2 separate regions of the Homo sapiens genome follow, and region 1 is linked to region 2. A link is an interaction called in ENCODE POLR2A ChIA-PET data of the cell type or tissue named here. Cell type or tissue: PC-9. All regions are shown on one strand. Each heading gives the region's core, and the rest is flanking DNA. Links, peaks and the distances in the headings are about the cores only.

What was found. Peaks named below come from ENCODE experiments on the same cell type or tissue, not always from the same donor. Only the 100,000 strongest peaks of a DNase experiment are listed, where the experiment ranks them.
Region 1: POLR2A ChIA-PET joins it to region 2 with 10 read pairs; 2 of 35 experiments call an interaction of 5 or more read pairs at or near these places.

Annotation. Positions count from the first base shown.
Region 1 is chr16:88,312,016-88,320,341 of GRCh38, reverse strand. It overlaps a transcript of ZNF469 not described here. Among named protein-coding and RNA genes, the nearest start is that of ZNF469, 67 kb to the left of the region's middle. RefSeq lists an enhancer at 4,265-4,559. In PC-9, for the core only: no CTCF peak of the experiment used is centred there; a DNase peak (open chromatin) is centred at 4,391; H3K4me3 peaks cover 907 bases; H3K27ac peaks cover 1,007 bases.
Region 2 is chr16:87,998,902-88,007,227 of GRCh38, reverse strand. BANP (BTG3 associated nuclear protein) reads right to left here. Exons shown (of 14, transcript NM_001386991.1): 5 at 2,817-2,933; 6 at 963-1,138. Among named protein-coding and RNA genes, the nearest start is that of BANP, 52 kb to the right of the region's middle. RefSeq lists enhancers at 588-1,131, 1,132-1,677, 5,603-6,456, 6,457-7,311. In PC-9, for the core only: no CTCF peak of the experiment used is centred there; no DNase peak of the experiment used is centred there.

The DNA.
Region 1 (8,326 bases), core at 87-8,086, 310 kb before region 2:
GACGCAAGGCCTCACTGTTAACAATAATTATTACCATTAGAGTAAACGCAGGCTTCCCATCATGAGGGCAGTGTAATCAGCAGGAACATTCTGAAGATGACATTTAAAACCCCGAGTCTCCCTAGGATTATATAAATTGGGTGGAATTATCACTTAGTAAACACGTGCAAGGCACTCAGCCTGTTTAACTTCTGCCACGGCAAGCAGCTTCCCCCGTGCTCTGTAAATGTCCCACCTGCTTTTGAATGGCTGCATAATGCTCCATGAGTGGAGGCCTGGCCATGCTTTGAATTATCCCCCGCTGTTGGACATTTGGGGGGTGCCTGTTATCATGGCCTGTGTGGCGAGGAGTCAGGCTTCAGGCCGGGGAGATGCCAGATGGGAGGAAACCCTCACTGACCCCACATGAGGGTCAGGAGCCCACCATTCTGGCTTTGGAGACTGGAGAAAACCTTTCCTTGGAAGATAGGGGCCTGAGGCCCAGCTCCTCACCCAGCAGCTTGGTCTCCACCAGAGTCAGGGTCCCACCTGTAGGGCAGGGGAGTCCTCTAGCTGCGAAGCTGGGCTGCAGGGAGGCCTGGGGGCCGGCTCCTGACCACTCAGCGTGTCCTGTTATTCTCCCTGCAGCATCCACAAACCCAAGGCGTCGAGTTTGCACGACCCACAGACGGGGCTTCCTAGGGAGGGCTGGAAATGGTGGATGGGGAGGAGAAGGGTGGCAGGGAGCCAAGGGGGCTACCTGAGGCCCTAGGAGGGCAGCCTGGGGAGTGGCCCCGCTGCTTCCCCTCTGAGAGGCGCTGCACATGGAAAAGGGATCATTGGCAGGACCCGGGCGCATCAGCAGGGCCTGTGCTCACTCTGTTCAGGAGGGCCCCCACCTTCCGAGGCCTCGGACTGCCTCCTCCTCCCTGGGGGAGCAGCCCCCTCCTCCCGGGGCCCAATCCTTGCACCTCCTGTGTGGCTCCGCCCAAGAAAGTCTCCTGGCCCTGCAGACGAGGAGCCCCCTTCGGCTCAGTCAGGGGCCTGAGTGCATTTGTTTAGGCGACACTGGTGAGGAAGAACCTCAGAAAGGCAGGTGTCCAGGTCTCGGCCACCTGCAAGGCCCCCTCGGAGGTGAGGCCAAGGGGGACAGTGTGGGCAGCCAGACACCCAGACCCTCTTCCATCTGTCTGTGAGGAGCCCGAACCCCAAATCCAGAATCCGCAGGACAGTGGCCGGTCATGGGAAGGCATGCATCGGAAGCCTGAGGCAGAGTCCCATCCTGCCCCAGCCTGGTGGCCAAGGCCCTCTTGACCCCAGCTGGCAATACAAAATGACCTGCTAGGAAAGCCCTGGGGTGCCCCGTCTGGTCCTGACCCCCAGGTAATGAGACTTTTGGGCTCCCAAACAAAAGCAAGTTTATCTCTGGGTGTCATACAGCTGACATCTGAAGATGCTGCTGCCCTGGTGAGGACGGTCACCACGTGAGGGCCAAGCTGTTTGCATGATGGCCGTCTGGACGCTGGGGCTTCTCCCCCTTGCACGCGCTGTTCGGGATTTGGCAGTGGTCCTTCTGCACAGACTCCCTCCCTCGCATGCTTTCCAAGGGAGCATCCCCTCCTCCGAGCTCCAAGATCTCAGACTCCTCCCTTGGCAGAGCAGCCAGCCGTGGCTGAGCTCTGTCCTCTCCCCACGGCACAGGCCAGGGAGGGAGGCAGCCCAGGTGTGGGACACGCCAGGAGTTCTTACTTCATGAGCAACAGAACCCAGAAAATGGTCCCCTTCTTGATCCCCCACCCCACTCCTGCCCTTGGCAGGCAGGGGCCACCGCGTCTCCCTGACTTGCTAAAGGGCTGGGGGGAGAATTGCCTGATCCTGAGATGCAGCTGGGGCAGAGGACACCGCCAGCTCCTCCCCTGATCCTGAGATGCAGCTGGGGCAGAGGACACCGCTGGCTCTTCCCCGCTTACCGAATGGGCACAGAGCATGGAGAGGAGGAAGGGGGGGCAGCGTCTCCAGGAGGAGGCTGGGCTGGAGGGGGCCAGGCTAAAAAGGGCAGCCCCTGCCGAATGTAACAGACCCGGGCCCACTGGGGGCTTTGCAGTTGGTATACCCACAGCCACAGCCGCAGCTCCATGGAACGCGCCCTGGAGAACCAGCGGCCTCCCTCCAGCCCAGGCTGGGCCCGAAGATCTGGGAGAGAAGGGCTGAGAGGGTGGAGCTGCCACCGGCTGTCCAAACCTGAGAGGCCCAAGCCACGGGCAGGGATCGCAGGTCCCTCTCCTCATGGGGACAGTGGCAGATTCTGTGGCAATAAAAGTAACTTGTCATTAAAGGACAGCAGAGGACAGGGCTGGGGCCAGGAGGAGGAAGCAGGAGGAAAGGCCATGCTCTGAGTGCCAAGGCACGGGGACCTCACCCCACCATCACCCTCAAGACCTAGGTTCACCCCTGTCCCAGGGAGAAAGATGACACCGAGCTCTGAGACAGGCCCGGTTCAGCGGCGCAGAGAGCAGGAGGAAGTATGGTGAATCCTTAAACAGAACCAGATGGGATTTGGGAGATAAAGAGGGAATTTCTGGAAGGTTCCTGTAAGTTCCTGGGGACTCAAGTCACGGTCAAGGGAAAGGCGTCTGGGAAGCTGCACATGGACTTCCTGTGGTTGAGAGGACAGTTGTGGCTGGAAGCCAGAGTGAGGAAAGAGAAGGCCTCTGCACCGGCCAGAGAGCTGTGCAGGGCGGCTGCCGGCGGGCACTGCCCCTCAACCCCAACACCCAAGCCTCAGCACGATGGAGACTACATCTGCACCAGGTCGGGAGAATGCCAGGAGAGACCCCTCCCAGGGAAGGGTCTCCTGGACCACAGGCCCGTGGCCCTACCTCTGTTTTCAGAGGATGCGAAACTCTTCCAACCTTCACCAGCCAGGTTCCGAGGCTCCACCCTGCCCCTGGCCAGCGTGCAAAGGTGAAAATGCACAGGGTCCCCCTAGGACCACGTTTCACCCGCAGAAGAATGGAACAGGTGAGGTGCTGTGAGCATCTGCCCTGGGGAGAAGGCAGAAGGAGGCTCCACGGAGAAGAGGGTGTCTGAAGTAGGCTTTGGCATGTGAGTCGGTGTTCATCACGCTGGAGAGGCAGTTGGGAACTGCTTCGGCTCCCCACCCTGCCTGACAGCTGAGGGCCAGGCCAGCATGTGGGGAAAGGGCTTCAGCCCTGAGATCAGTTGGATTCCATCAAACTGGGGTGGGGGCTGCCCATGTGGCGCTCTCCTCAAGCCTCTGGCCGGCCGGCCCCTCTCTCTGCCAGAGCCCCACCATCTACAGTTTATTATCTGGGTGGAGCATTGCCCCTTCCAGCTGGGTTGGGAGGGAGAATGCCGAGGTCAGGTGTTCTGGGTTTAGAGCTGGAGAGCGCGTGGGATCTGGAGTTTTCTGTGGGGGTGCATCCTTCTCAAGGAGGACCCCAGCTTCGATAGGTTCCCAGCATGCTGGGCAATGCGGCACTGAGACAGCACCCAGGCTGGGTGCAGTGGCTCACGCCTGTAATCCCAGCACTTTGGGAGGCTGAGGCGGGTGGATCACTTGAGGTCAGGAGTTTGAAACCAGCCTGGCCAACGTGGTGAAACCCTGTCTGTACTAAAAACACAAAAATTAGCTGGGCGTGGTGGCGGGCGCCTGTAATCCCAGCCACTCGGGAGGCTGAGGCAGGAGAATCGCTTGAACCCCAGAGGTGGAGGTTGCAGTGAGCCAAGATCGTGTCACTGCACTCCAGCCTGAGCGACAGAACGAGACTCTGTCTCAAAAAAAAAAAAAAAAAAAGACAGCACCTATACTCAGTGCTCACCAGCCAAGCTGACGCACACTGGCTGAGCAGCAGGGAGCCCAGGCCCACCGTCGGGGTGTCTGCATGTCAGATCACATCACCCTCATGAAAACCCCGGAAGGAGTGTTACTCCCAGGGCAGAGAAGTGGGAAGAGCCGTGCCAAGGTGAGCTGGATGCAAGGCTGGCGTCTGGCCCCACGAGCGTGGTGCACCATCCCATCCTAAAGGTGGCAGATGCTGGCGGGCAGACCAGGGCTGGCAGCTGCGATCACACTCGCCCAAGGTATAAAAGGTACGTCCAGATTCCTGGACCCAGCCCTGCGGGTTCTGACTTAGGACTGTTCAAAACGTATGAAAACTGCCCCGGAGATTCCGGTGAGGAGGACGGACCTGGGGGAAGCTGCTCCTGCCTTTCAGACTGGCGAGTAGTGAGGGGCGGCCGGCCCTGCTCTCTGCCCACCCGGGGCTGTGGTGGCAGCATGTGCCCTGGTGACGCGTGGTCCAGGTGCCGCCCTACAGAGCTGCAGGTGCATGGCCGTGATCACAGCCTTTCCTCAGTGGTGCAGGCGCCGGGGGTGGGGTCAGGGCCTTGTGCACTTCCAGGTTTCCTCTGGAACGTCCGGAGCAGGCAGCCTGGGCGGGCGAGGCCCTGTGTGTGACTCAGCAGGAGGGGGAGGGCCTGGAGGACCAGCTGCTCTTCCTGCCGCTGCTCCGTGTCTCCCACCCCCTTGGCCTCCAAGGACCCCAGCCCAGGCCTGCTCTTGTCTTGGAAACCAACCCAGGCCAGGAGGTCGAGGGCTGTCCTTTGAACCCTGGGGGCTTTAGAAGCTGATCGGCTGAGTGAGGGTCCTCCCTCCCCCACCTTCTGCACAGGCAGACGCACGGATGTGCACTTCCCCAGCCCTGGACTAGGATGGCCACCCTCCTTCTGGGGTCACAGGGAGGCCTGAGAGCTCCTGGGCCCTGCTCCCTCCTCTGCAAAGTCACCTGGCCACGCCCTTGGTCACCATGGCGATAAAATGGTCCAACAGAGGCAGCGGGCTCTGCAAAGAACAAACAGAAGCTTCATCTCCCCCTGTGCCAGGGTGAGCGTCAGGCCAGAGTCCATCCAGGCGTTGTGTGCGTGCGTGGCCTGGCAGCGATGGAGAAGATGACGGCCCCCACTTCCTGGGTCTGTGTGCATGTGTGGCCCAACAGTGACACACAGGATGGTGGCCCTGCTTTCTAGGTCTGGGGCCAGTGCCGTGCCAGCCCCTGCCCCAGGGACCTCAGAGGGCACCAACACTCCGACCACACAGATCTCGTGCGCCCGTTTCACAGTGAGGAAAACCAAGCCGCACAACCTTAGGTGACTTGCCCTGGAGCCCTGGCCCTCGGGGGAGACCTTCCTGCCCCTGGCTCTCACCAAAATATAATCTAGGGTCAGAGAGGAAAATCATATCTCATTCAAAACTCCAGGTCAGATCGAGGAGGACACTTCCTCAGCATAATTACAGAGATGATAGTCCACACCAGCATCATCATAATCACAGAGATATTCTACACCAGCATCATCTTAATTACAGAGACAGCCCACACCAGCACTGCCTGAATTACAGAGATGACAGTCCACACCAGCATCATCATAATCACAGAGATATTCCACACCAGCATCATCTTAATTACAGAGACAGCCCACACCAGCACTGCCTGAATTACAGAGATGACAGTCCACACCAGCATCATCATAATCACAGAGATATTCCACACCAGCATCATCTTAATTACAGAGATAGCCCACACCAGCACTGCCTGAATTACAGAGATGACAGTCCACACCAGCATCATCATAATCACAGAGATATTCCACACCAGCATCATCGTAATTACAGAGACAGCCCACACCAGCACTGCCTGAATTACAGAGATGACAGTCCACACCAGCACTGACTGAATCACAGAGATGACAGTCCACAGCAGCACTGCCTGAATTACAGAGATGACAGTCCACACCAGCATCATCATAATCACAGAGATATTCTACACCAGCATCATCTTAATTACAGAGACAGCCCACACCAGCACTGCCTGAATTACAGAGATGACAGTCCACACCAGCACTGCCTGAATTACAGAGATGACAGTCCACACCAGCATCATCATAATCACAGAGATATTCTACACCAGCATCATCTTAATTACAGAGACAGCCCACACCAGCGCTGCCTGAATTACAGAGATGACAGTCCACAGCAGCACTGCCTGAATTACAGAGATGATAGTCCACACCAGCATCATCATAATCACAGAGATATTCTACACCAGCATCATCTTAATTACAGAGACAGCCCACACCAGCACTGCCTGAATTACAGAGATGACAGTCCACACCAGCACTGCCTGAATTACAGAGATGACAGTCCACACCAGCACTGCCTGAATTACAGAGATGACAGTCCACAGCAGCATCATCATAATCACAGAGATATTCTACACCAGCATCATCTTAATTACAGAGACAGCCCACACCAGCACTGCCTGAATTACAGAGATGACAGTCCACACCAGCATCATCATAATCACAGAGATATTCCACACCAGCATCATCTTAATTACAGAGACAGCCCACATCAGCACTGCCTGAATTACAGAGATGACAGTCCACACAAGCATCATCATAATCACAGAGATATTCTACACCAGCATCATCTTAATTACAGAGACAGCCCACACCAGCACTGCCTGAATTACAGAGATGACAGTCCACAGCAGCACTGCCTGAATTACAGAGATGACAGTCCACAGCAGCACTGCCTGAATTACAGAGATGACAGTCCACACCAGCACTGCCTGAATTACAGAGATGACAGTCTACACCAGCATTGTCTTAATTACAGAGAGAGTCCACACCAGCATTATCATAATCACACAGACAGTCCACACCAGCATCATCTTAATTACAGAGATAGAGTCCACACCATCATTGTCTTAATTACAGAGATAGATAGTCCACACCAGCATTGTCTTAATTACAGAGACAGCCCACACCAGCATCGTCTTAATTACAGAGACAGTCCACACCAGCATCGTCTTAATTACAGATAGTGAAATAAGACAGAGATATTCACTAGGATTGAACATTTTTTGGAGGGATGGGCGGATGCAATTGGACTAGAGAAAGAATTACAAGGTATAAAAATTGAAAAAGAGCAGAGAAAATGATCACCATTTTAGTTGATATGATTACATATCTGGAAAATGAACAGAGTTCATGAAGATGACTGGTTAGAGTAAGATATTCAAATATCAACAGCTTTCTCATATATAATTAGATAGAAAATATAATGAGAGATCAAATTTATAACAGCAACAAAAAGATATCTCAGAAAAAACTTAGGAAATGTGCCTCAGCCACATGAAGGGAACTTGGAGGCACAGCGGAGGGATGCTCAAAATGCCCGAATCAAGGGAAGACCCTAACACTGACCCTGACCGTGACCCTGACCAGGAGCCACGATAATAACAAATATGTCAGTTATCCCTAGATCAGGCTGCAGAGTCAATCAGCTCCTTTTTCCTATACCAACAATTATTTCTGGAACTAAGTAAGTTGAGTCTAAAGTTCATATGGAAAAATAAACATCCAGGCCATCCTAGAATAATTCGTGAGGGCATGGAGGCGTGGAGTCCATGGCGCACCAGCATGGCTTGCAAAGCTACTGTAGTAAAATGCGGTTTGGGGCTGGTATGAAGATGGGTGGACCCATCAGTGGAACAAGGCAGACGCATTGACTGCGTTGTAAAGGCAGCATTTCAAATGGTCTTGGCACAGCTGGCTCACCCCCTAGACAAAGGAAAAATGGCGTCTCTCCCTCAAATCAAAGACTTAAGGGCAAAAAAACAAAAGCACTAGAAGAAATCATGAAAGATGTTTCTAACAAAATAATTTCAGCATGCGCAAGGCCTTTTGAAGAATGAAACAAAACACAGGAAGCTTAAAAGGAGGTGGGTATATGTGACCACATAAAATAAGGGTCTTAAAGCCAACACAAATGAACAAAACACAGGCACACGAGCAAGTGAAGAATTGGGGAGAAATTTGGCAACTTATATATCAGAAACAGGGGATTAAAGAAACAACAAAAAGAGTAAGTTACAGACCAACCCGTCAAGAGACAAATGGGCAAATGGCCTGAGAAGCTGGTGCAAGAAGGTAAATCCCAGCAACCTATAACCACATGAGAACAGGCTGAGCCTCCTGGGAATTAGAACTACCGTACTGATAGGCTTTGGCTGTGTCCCCACCCAAATCTCATCTTGAACTGTAGTTCCCATAATTCCCTTGTGTTGTGGGAGGGACCAGGTGGGAGATAATTGAATCATGGGGGTGGTTTCCCCCATACTGTTCTCATGGTACTGAAGAAGTCTCATGAGATCTGATGGGTTTATACTGGGAAACCCCTTTCACTTGGTTTTCATTCTCTCTTTGCCAGCTGCCATGTAAGATGTGCCTTTGCTCTTCCTTTGTCTTCTGCCATGAATGTGAG
Region 2 (8,326 bases), core at 100-8,099:
ATGCTAGTTTCAATAACGAAAGGTTAGAGGGGGCCATCCCTGGAAAGCATCCAGACCTGATGAAATAAGCAAAACTGGCTAAAAATGACTCTGTCCATCTGCACTAACGTGGAAAGATTTCTACTGTGTAGGGGAAAGAAGTGAGTTATAAAATCATAAAATGTGCACCAAAAAACCCCAAAAGGTTTAGAGATCTCAGAATGGTGGGATCACAGTTATTTTCCCTTTAATCTTCATGTTTATACTGTATCACTATCTTTTTTTTTTTTTTTTTTTTTTTGAGACAGAGTCTCTGACGCCCAGGCTAGAGTACAGTGGTGCGATCTCAGCTCACTGCAACCTCTGCCACCCAGGTTCAAGCAATTCTCCCGCCTCAGCCTCCCAAGTAGCTGGGATTACAGGCACCTGTCACCGTGCCCAACTAATTTTTGTAGTTTTAGTAGAGATGGGGTTTCACCATTTTGGCCAGGCTGGTCTTGAACTCCTGACCTCATGATCCACCCGCCTCAGCCTCCCAAAGTGCTGGAATTACAGGTGTGAGCCACTGAGCCTGTCCTATACTGTATCACTTTTTTTTTTTTTTTGAGATGGAGTTTCCTCTATTGCCCAGGCTGGATGCAATGGCATGATCTCGGTTCACCGCAACCTCCACCTCCCAGGCTCAAGCGATTCTCCTGCCTCAGCCTCCCGAGTAGCTGGGATTACAGGCACCTGCCACCACACCCGGCTAATTTTGTATTTTCAGTAGAGACAGGGTTTCTCCATGTTGGCCAGGCTGGTCTCGAACTCCCGACTTCAGGTGATCCGCCCGCCTCAGCCTCCCAAAGTGCTGGGATTACAGGCGTGAGCCACCGCGCCTGGCCACTGTATCACTTCTTTAAAAAACAACAAAATTTCTAAAAGGCAAAACAAACAAACAATTGTACTGGCGCTCTGGCCGAGGAAAGCCGCCCTGGACGCACCTTCCGAGTTCAGGGTGATGAGCGTGACGTTGCTCCCGATGCTCTGACTGCCCGCCTGCCCACAGCTGGACACAGAGTCGCTGGCCTCCGAGCCGCTCTCCCCGTCCTCGTGGTGGCTGTCTTCTTGGCCCGGCACCTTCACCACAATGGTGTTCTGCCGACGCCCAGGCACAGCGCTAAACGGGAAAAAAAACACACCAGCCCGATGTGGTAAGAGCCGCAAGCAGCACGCGAAGGTCAGCGCTTTCCTTATCGCAAAATCTAACTCTGTGTGGACCAGTGGATCACACAGCCTTCCCATACTGCTCTCTCTACCAAGATTAATAGAAACTCCATGGGAGAAAATGGCCTGGGGCTGAAAGAAACTGTATAAAATAAAACTTAACCATTTAAAGAAAATGTTTGTATCACAAAAGGAGTAAAATCATACTCACTGGGACTCAGGCCTAGCATGCTGCCTTCTGAGTTCAGTAGTCATCCCATAAAATGCTGGTAAGAGTCTTTTTTCCGGCGAGGTTAAAGGGAAGACTAAATGAGGAAAACTGTGCCCAGAGGCCTGGGTCAATTCGATCCACGCTGCTGGGCTCGCTGGAGATGGCTCCCCCTCGCAATGCGAGCAGCACTCCCACGTACGCCCACGGGCAAAAAACCCTGACGGGGCTTAAAAAACCCACTGAGATCCCATCGGAGCTGCCATCATCCCAAGGGCTGCTGATGTGGAAGGACAGAACACTGCTAGCAAAGCAGGGCGAGGCCACCTCCACAAGTGCTCAAAAAAAAGGATGATTTAGAGACTTACTACTTCCCTTTTTTAGTGACCCTTTCAACATCCTCTACCGTGGACTGCTACGCACCAGCAGGAGAAAGGAGCACAATTTCTCTATATGCAAAGTCAAAAAAAAGGGTGTTGAAAACACTGGCCGCACCCAGAGGAGGGCGCTGCACTCTGCACTTTCTGGCCTGGATTCTCTAGAGCGCTGTCCACGCTGAACCTGATCTCAACACTGGCCATCTGCCTGGCTGACCTCAGTGCAAAGCCCCTGAGGCACAGCTGACCCTGGCACCTCCTCACCGCCCATCACCAACTCCTCTCCCTTCACCCCACGTATCAGACCCTTGCGACCACAGCTGCGGCCCTGGAGAACTGAGCTAAGACAATACAGAAAGGGGACGAAGCTGGAGGAGGAGGAATCCACAAAGGAGACTGAGAGAAAAAGCAAATAGAACTTTGTGAAGACACAGATGGGAAAGAAAAAGCAACAGCATCCTCAGGGGTTCACGCAGCCCCAGGGGCACTCCTGGGGACAGCAGGGCTTGGATGCCAGCCAGAGGCCACTGCACAGCCTTCCCCTCACACAGAGCGGGGACGGTGTCTTCTGTCCACTCCCACCTCTGACCAAAGTTCCATTCAAAATGTCTCAAGAGAAAAAGGTATAAGAAAAAAGTCATAAACTCAACATGCCTGCACCACTTAGCAACCGTGGGAGAGGGCGTCTGTTTGCCTGACACGCTCTGCACAGACAGACGTGAGGACCACTGAGCTAGGTGGGAGGATGAACGCTTTCACAGACTGCTGTGAGGAGACAGAGCCAGCCCCCTCCACAACCCCGGCCAGCACGAGACACAGAAGTCCCCGGCGGCAGCTGCCCCTGGTGTGGCTGGACTCAGCATTCAGCATCGCCCAGCCTGCCCTCCCCGACCTCAGAGAGCTGGGGCGGTGCCTGCCAGGCTCAACCCTGTGACCACAGAGATGAAGCGTGTGCTGGACTGTGCCCTGGCTTAGGGACGTTGACTTATTCTCATGGGACTCCGCACAGTGGCAGGGAAAGGTGGGGTTGGTGCCGTGCTACTGACTTGCTAATGACATTTTCCAGGGAATCCGGTGCCCTGTTGCTCAAGGGGTCTTCCATCTTGGCTACAATGGCGTTCTGCCGATCATTGTTGAGTATTACTGTAGTCTGGGGGACGACGCTAGGGAACAAAAGAATCACAAAGAAAAAGAAGGCCTTAAAACAACAACATTCATGGTAAGAGCACATAAGAGTCATTCAACACAGTCCACTCCCAGGGACCCGCACTGAGGGGGAGGCCTAAGAGTCATTCAACATAGTCCACTCCCAGGGACCCGTCCTGAGGGGGAAGGAGCCCCAAATGCTAAGGAAGAATAAACTGGAGATGGGGTTTTTAGCAGAACGTAACTTTTCCTAATTGTTGGTGATCTGTCTGCACAACTGGATAGCACAGGACAGCTGGGCTGAGGATGCTGAACTTGTGACAGAATAGACTGCAACCGCACCAGCTGTTATCGCACCCAGTTAATAAAGCTTCTAGGGTGGCACACTTGCATGAGAACTGGCTTGACATTTTCAGTCACTCCATCCCAACTCATTCCTATGGGACAGATCTAACGTTCGTAACCACGTAAGTGTTGGTATCATTCCAAAACGGTAGCGCCCTGGAAAGAAAGGGGCAAACATCACGTTGGACTTGGGATGGAAGGACACACATGCTGCCTCCAGGTCCTGCAGGAACATGTGTGAGCTACAACCAAAGGGCTCAGGGTTCTGCTTTGAAGGAAAAGATTCTACAAAAGAACAGACCATGGCCCAGAAACCAGCAAGCCTGGCGCCACCCTGGAGGAAGCACGAGTGTGTTCAGACAGGCGGCAGCTAACACAGCTTCATCTCAAAGTACAGACTCACCCACAGTTTTCAATCATGCGTTTTTAAGCCTTAGCACTTTCTGGTCACAAGGGATATCTAAGGTCCGCTTTGTTGTGGAAGGCTGGGGAGAGAAAGAACTAGCACTAGAAACACAACGTGATTATCACCTGACAATAAAACTCCATTCTTGGATTTCACTCTCCAAAAACCAACCTGGGAAGCCTGCCTTTCTGTGATCTGCACATAGGAAATTCTAGCCTAGTATCACTGTAACTGTCCCCACATTGAGTGCCAGCACAGCACCACGCCATGCTCAAGTAAATCACAGGACCACCAGGTTTTCTCCTAAAATAAAGGCATAATCAACTCCATTTCATTCAAAAATATTATTTTTTAAATTCCTCTACTTGTTATTGGTGACACCTAACGTTAACACAGCAAAACCTGACAAATGACCTATAGGTCAGGTATGGAAAGTAACCCAGGTGGCTTTTGGCTTGGTCACCACAGTCACCTACAGGCTGTGACAGTCCTATGCTCCTCAGAGATGTAGAACTGGAGAGGCTACCTGACTTGCACGAGCTTGGTATGTTCCCCAAGTGGAGGCTATGGAACACTGGTGGCCCCGGGATCCTAGGCTCACAGCATGTGGGAAGGCTGGTGTCCCCGGGATCCTAGGCTCACAGCATGTCCACACATGCATTTATTCTCTCCCCCCATGAGCAACTGAAGAAGGACGGTGCTGCTGAGAAGCCAACAGTCCCCTAATGACTATTCACAGTGGCCACTGGCACACTGACAGTCTGAGAAGAAATTTTAATAGAGTAAAATGTATTCAGGCCACCATTTGGCAAGGTCATTTGACCAAATATACCTTTTTTTTCCTTGAAGATCCTTATTAAGGTGAAGGAAATCATATTCTAAGACAACCAGCTCCCAACTGGAATAATGTGCCCCTCGGGTGCCCCACAGCTTCTGGGGGGCTCATGGATGCAAACAGCTCTCAGCAACGCAGTCTCCAGATCCCCACCTTCCAGAATGTCCTGTTGCCTAAAGATGACTCTCCTTGAGCGAGTATCTCAATGTGTGTGTTCCCTTCCACAAAGCCCTTTTCCCACCTAAAAAACAACCTCTGCTCTGAACACACTGGATGCACCATCCACCTAGGGCACAGACCCCAGGAGCCAGCGCAGGGCCACCTGAACACCAGCACGGGCGTGACAAAACCAGCACCTCACCGGCTGACTAGAAAGCCCTTGGTAAGTCAGCTGGGTTGCAATCTTTGCTTTCAACAAAATAGACAGAGATCATCAAAAACAGTTTCTGAGGACAGACCACTGAGACCCCTGGCACACAACTCAAAGAAGCCAAGGACTCCTTCCTCTCCCACATATTACCGATGGGACCCAAGTTTCCCAGCACCCAGAGTTATAAAAACCAAAAACAGCAGGACCAACATGGAATCCTGTCTCATCTAAGCAGTCAAACATAATCATCCATTGATTCAATAATTAACCAAAAAGCCCTATCCAGCTCTTCAAAAATACATTCCTAGTATTTTATTATCAAGAATTAGTTCTAAGTGGGTGACATATTCACGTTCTTCTGTTCAACCATTGTAGTTGAACAAATCTGGATTGAACCTTCAATCCAGAAGGTTTTTTTTTTTTTGTTTTTTTGTTTTTTTTTAGCACTTAGGGCCTTATGGTTAGGAACATAAATTTTTTCAGCTTCGATCTACATCCCTATTTCTGTTGCAAATGCATACGACAGCCAGGCTAACAGGATAAAATTTTGTGAGGGAAATGAAATGGAAACGAAAATTCAAAGAAAAGAAAAGTGACATAACATTCGACTGCCAAAAGCTCATTGGTGAGACGTTCAAAATCCATCATGATATTTAGATTATAATGGAAAAATTAAAAAAATAAATAAACCAGTTTTGTTTTTAAAGATCAATATTATAATATGCTGTAAAAGTAAATTATTTTAATGTTTAAAAAATGCCAGAAACTACACGCTTTCAACTAACGCGATTTAAATCAACCTCAAATTGCACAAAAGAATACTTTTTTTAAATTATGGAACATCTTTATCACATTAAGGAGGATGCAGTCCCTATCTAAGGACCGATGTGGAAAAAGTGCCACAACAATACTAAGTGACAAAAAACACAGCTAAGTCCAGCTGCGCATGTATGTGCATGGAGATGTGTCTGGAAGGACAGGTAAGTCCAGCCACGCACGTGCGTGCATGGAGACGTGTCTGGGTATCTGGAAGGACAGGTAAGTCTAGCCGCGCACGTGCGTGCATGTTGACGTGTCTGGGTGTCTGGAAGGACAGGTAAGTCCAGCCGCGCACGTGCGTGCATGGAGACGTGTCTGGGTGTCTGGAAGGACAGGTAAGTACAGCCGCACACGTGCGTGCATGGAGATGTGTCTGGAAGGACAGGTAAGTACAGCCGCGCACGTGCGTGCATGGAGACGTGTCTGGAAGGCCTGGTAAGTACAGCCGTGCAAGTGCGTGCATGGAGACGTGTCTGGAAGGACAGGTAAGTACAGCCGCGCACGTGCGTGCATGGAGACGTGTCTGGAAGGCCTGGTAAGTACAGCCGCGCACGTGCGGGCATGGAGACGTGTCTGGAAGGACAGGTAAGTACAGCCGCGCACATGCGTGCATGGAGACGTGTCTGGGTGTCTGGAAGGACAGGCAAGTACAGCCGCGCACGTGCGTGCATGGAGACACGTCTGGAAGGACAGGTAAGTCCAGCCGCGCATGTGCGTGCATGGAGACGTGTCTGGGTGTCTGGAAGGACAGGTAAGTACAGCCGTGCACGTGCGTGCATGGAGACGTGTCTGGAAGGACAGGTAAGTACAGCCGCGCACGTGCGTGCATGGAGACGTGTCTGGAAGGACAGGTGAGTCCAGCCGCGCACGTGCGGGCATGGAGACGTGTCTGGAAGGACAGGTGAGTCCAGCCGCGCACGTGCGTGCATGGAGACGTGTCTGGGTGTCTGGAAGGACAGGTAAGTACAGCCGCGCACGTGCGTGCATGGAGACACGTCTGGAAGGACAGGTAAGTACAGCCGCGCACGTGCGTGTATGGAGACGCGTCTGGAAGGACAGGTAAGTACAGCCGCGCACGTGCGTGCATGGAGACGTGTCTGGGTGTCTGGAAGGACAGGTAAGTACAGCCGCGCACGTGCGTGCATGGAGACGTGTCTGGGTGTCTGGAAGGACAGGTAAGTACAGCCGCGCACGTGCGTGCATGGAGACGTGTCTGGGTGTCTGGAAGGACAGGTAAGTACAGCCGCGCACGTGCGTGCATGGAGACGTGTCTGGAAGGACAGGTGAGTACAGCCGCGCACGTGCGTGCATGGAGACGTGTCTGGAAGGCCTGGTAAGTACAGCCGTGCAAGTGCGTGCATGGAGACGTGTCTGGAAGGACAGGTAAGTACAGCCGCGCACGTGCGTGCATGGAGACGTGTCTGGAAGGCCTGGTAAGTACAGCCGCGCACGTGCGGGCATGGAGACGTGTCTGGAAGGACAGGTAAGTACAGCCGCGCACATGCGTGCATGGAGACGTGTCTGGGTGTCTGGAAGGACAGGCAAGTACAGCCGCGCACGTGCGTGCATGGAGACACGTCTGGAAGGACAGGTAAGTCCAGCCGCGCACGTGCGTGCATGGAGACGTGTCTGGGTGTCTGGAAGGACAGGTAAGTACAGCCGTGCACGTGCGTGCATGGAGACGTGTCTGGAAGGACAGGTAAGTACAGCCGCGCACGTGCGTGCATGGAGACGTGTCTGGAAGGACAGGTGAGTCCAGCCGCGCACGTGCGGGCATGGAGACGTGTCTGGAAGGACAGGTGAGTCCAGCCGCGCACGTGCGTGCATGGAGACGTGTCTGGGTGTCTGGAAGGACAGGTAAGTACAGCCGCGCACGTGCGTGCATGGAGACACGTCTGGAAGGACAGGTAAGTACAGCCGCGCACGTGCGTGTATGGAGACGCGTCTGGAAGGACAGGTAAGTCCAGCCGCGCACGTGCGTGCATGGAGACGTGTCTGGGTGTCTGGAAGGACAGGTAAGTCCAGCCGCGCACGTGCGTGCATGGAGACGTGTCTGGGTGTCTGGAAGGACAGGTAAGTCCAGCCGCGCACGTGCGTGCATGGAGACGTGTCTGGGTGTCTGGAAGGACAGGTAAGTCCAGCCGCGCACGTGCGTGCATGGAGACGTGTCTGGAAGGACAGGTAAGTACAGCCGCGCATGTGCGTGCATGGAGACGTGTCTGGAAGGCCTGGTAAGTACAGCCGTGCAAGTGCATGCATGGAGACGTGTCTGGAAGGACAGGTAAGTACAGCCGCGCACGTGCGTGCATGGAGACGTGTCTGGAAGGCCTGGTAAGTACAGCCGCGCACGTGCGGGCATGGAGATGTGTCTGGAAGGACAGGTAAGTACAGCCATGCACGTGCATGCATGGAGACGTGTCTGGGTGTCTGGAAGGACAGGCAAGTACAGCCGCGCACGTGCGTGCATGGAGACGTGTCTGGAAGGACAGGTAAGTACAGCCGCACACGTGCGTGCATGGAGACGTGTCTGGAAGGCCTGGTAAGTACAGCCGTGCAAGTGCGTGCATAGAGACGTGTCTGGAAGGACAGGTAAGTACAGCCGCGCACGTGCATGGAGACGTGTCTGGAAGGCCTG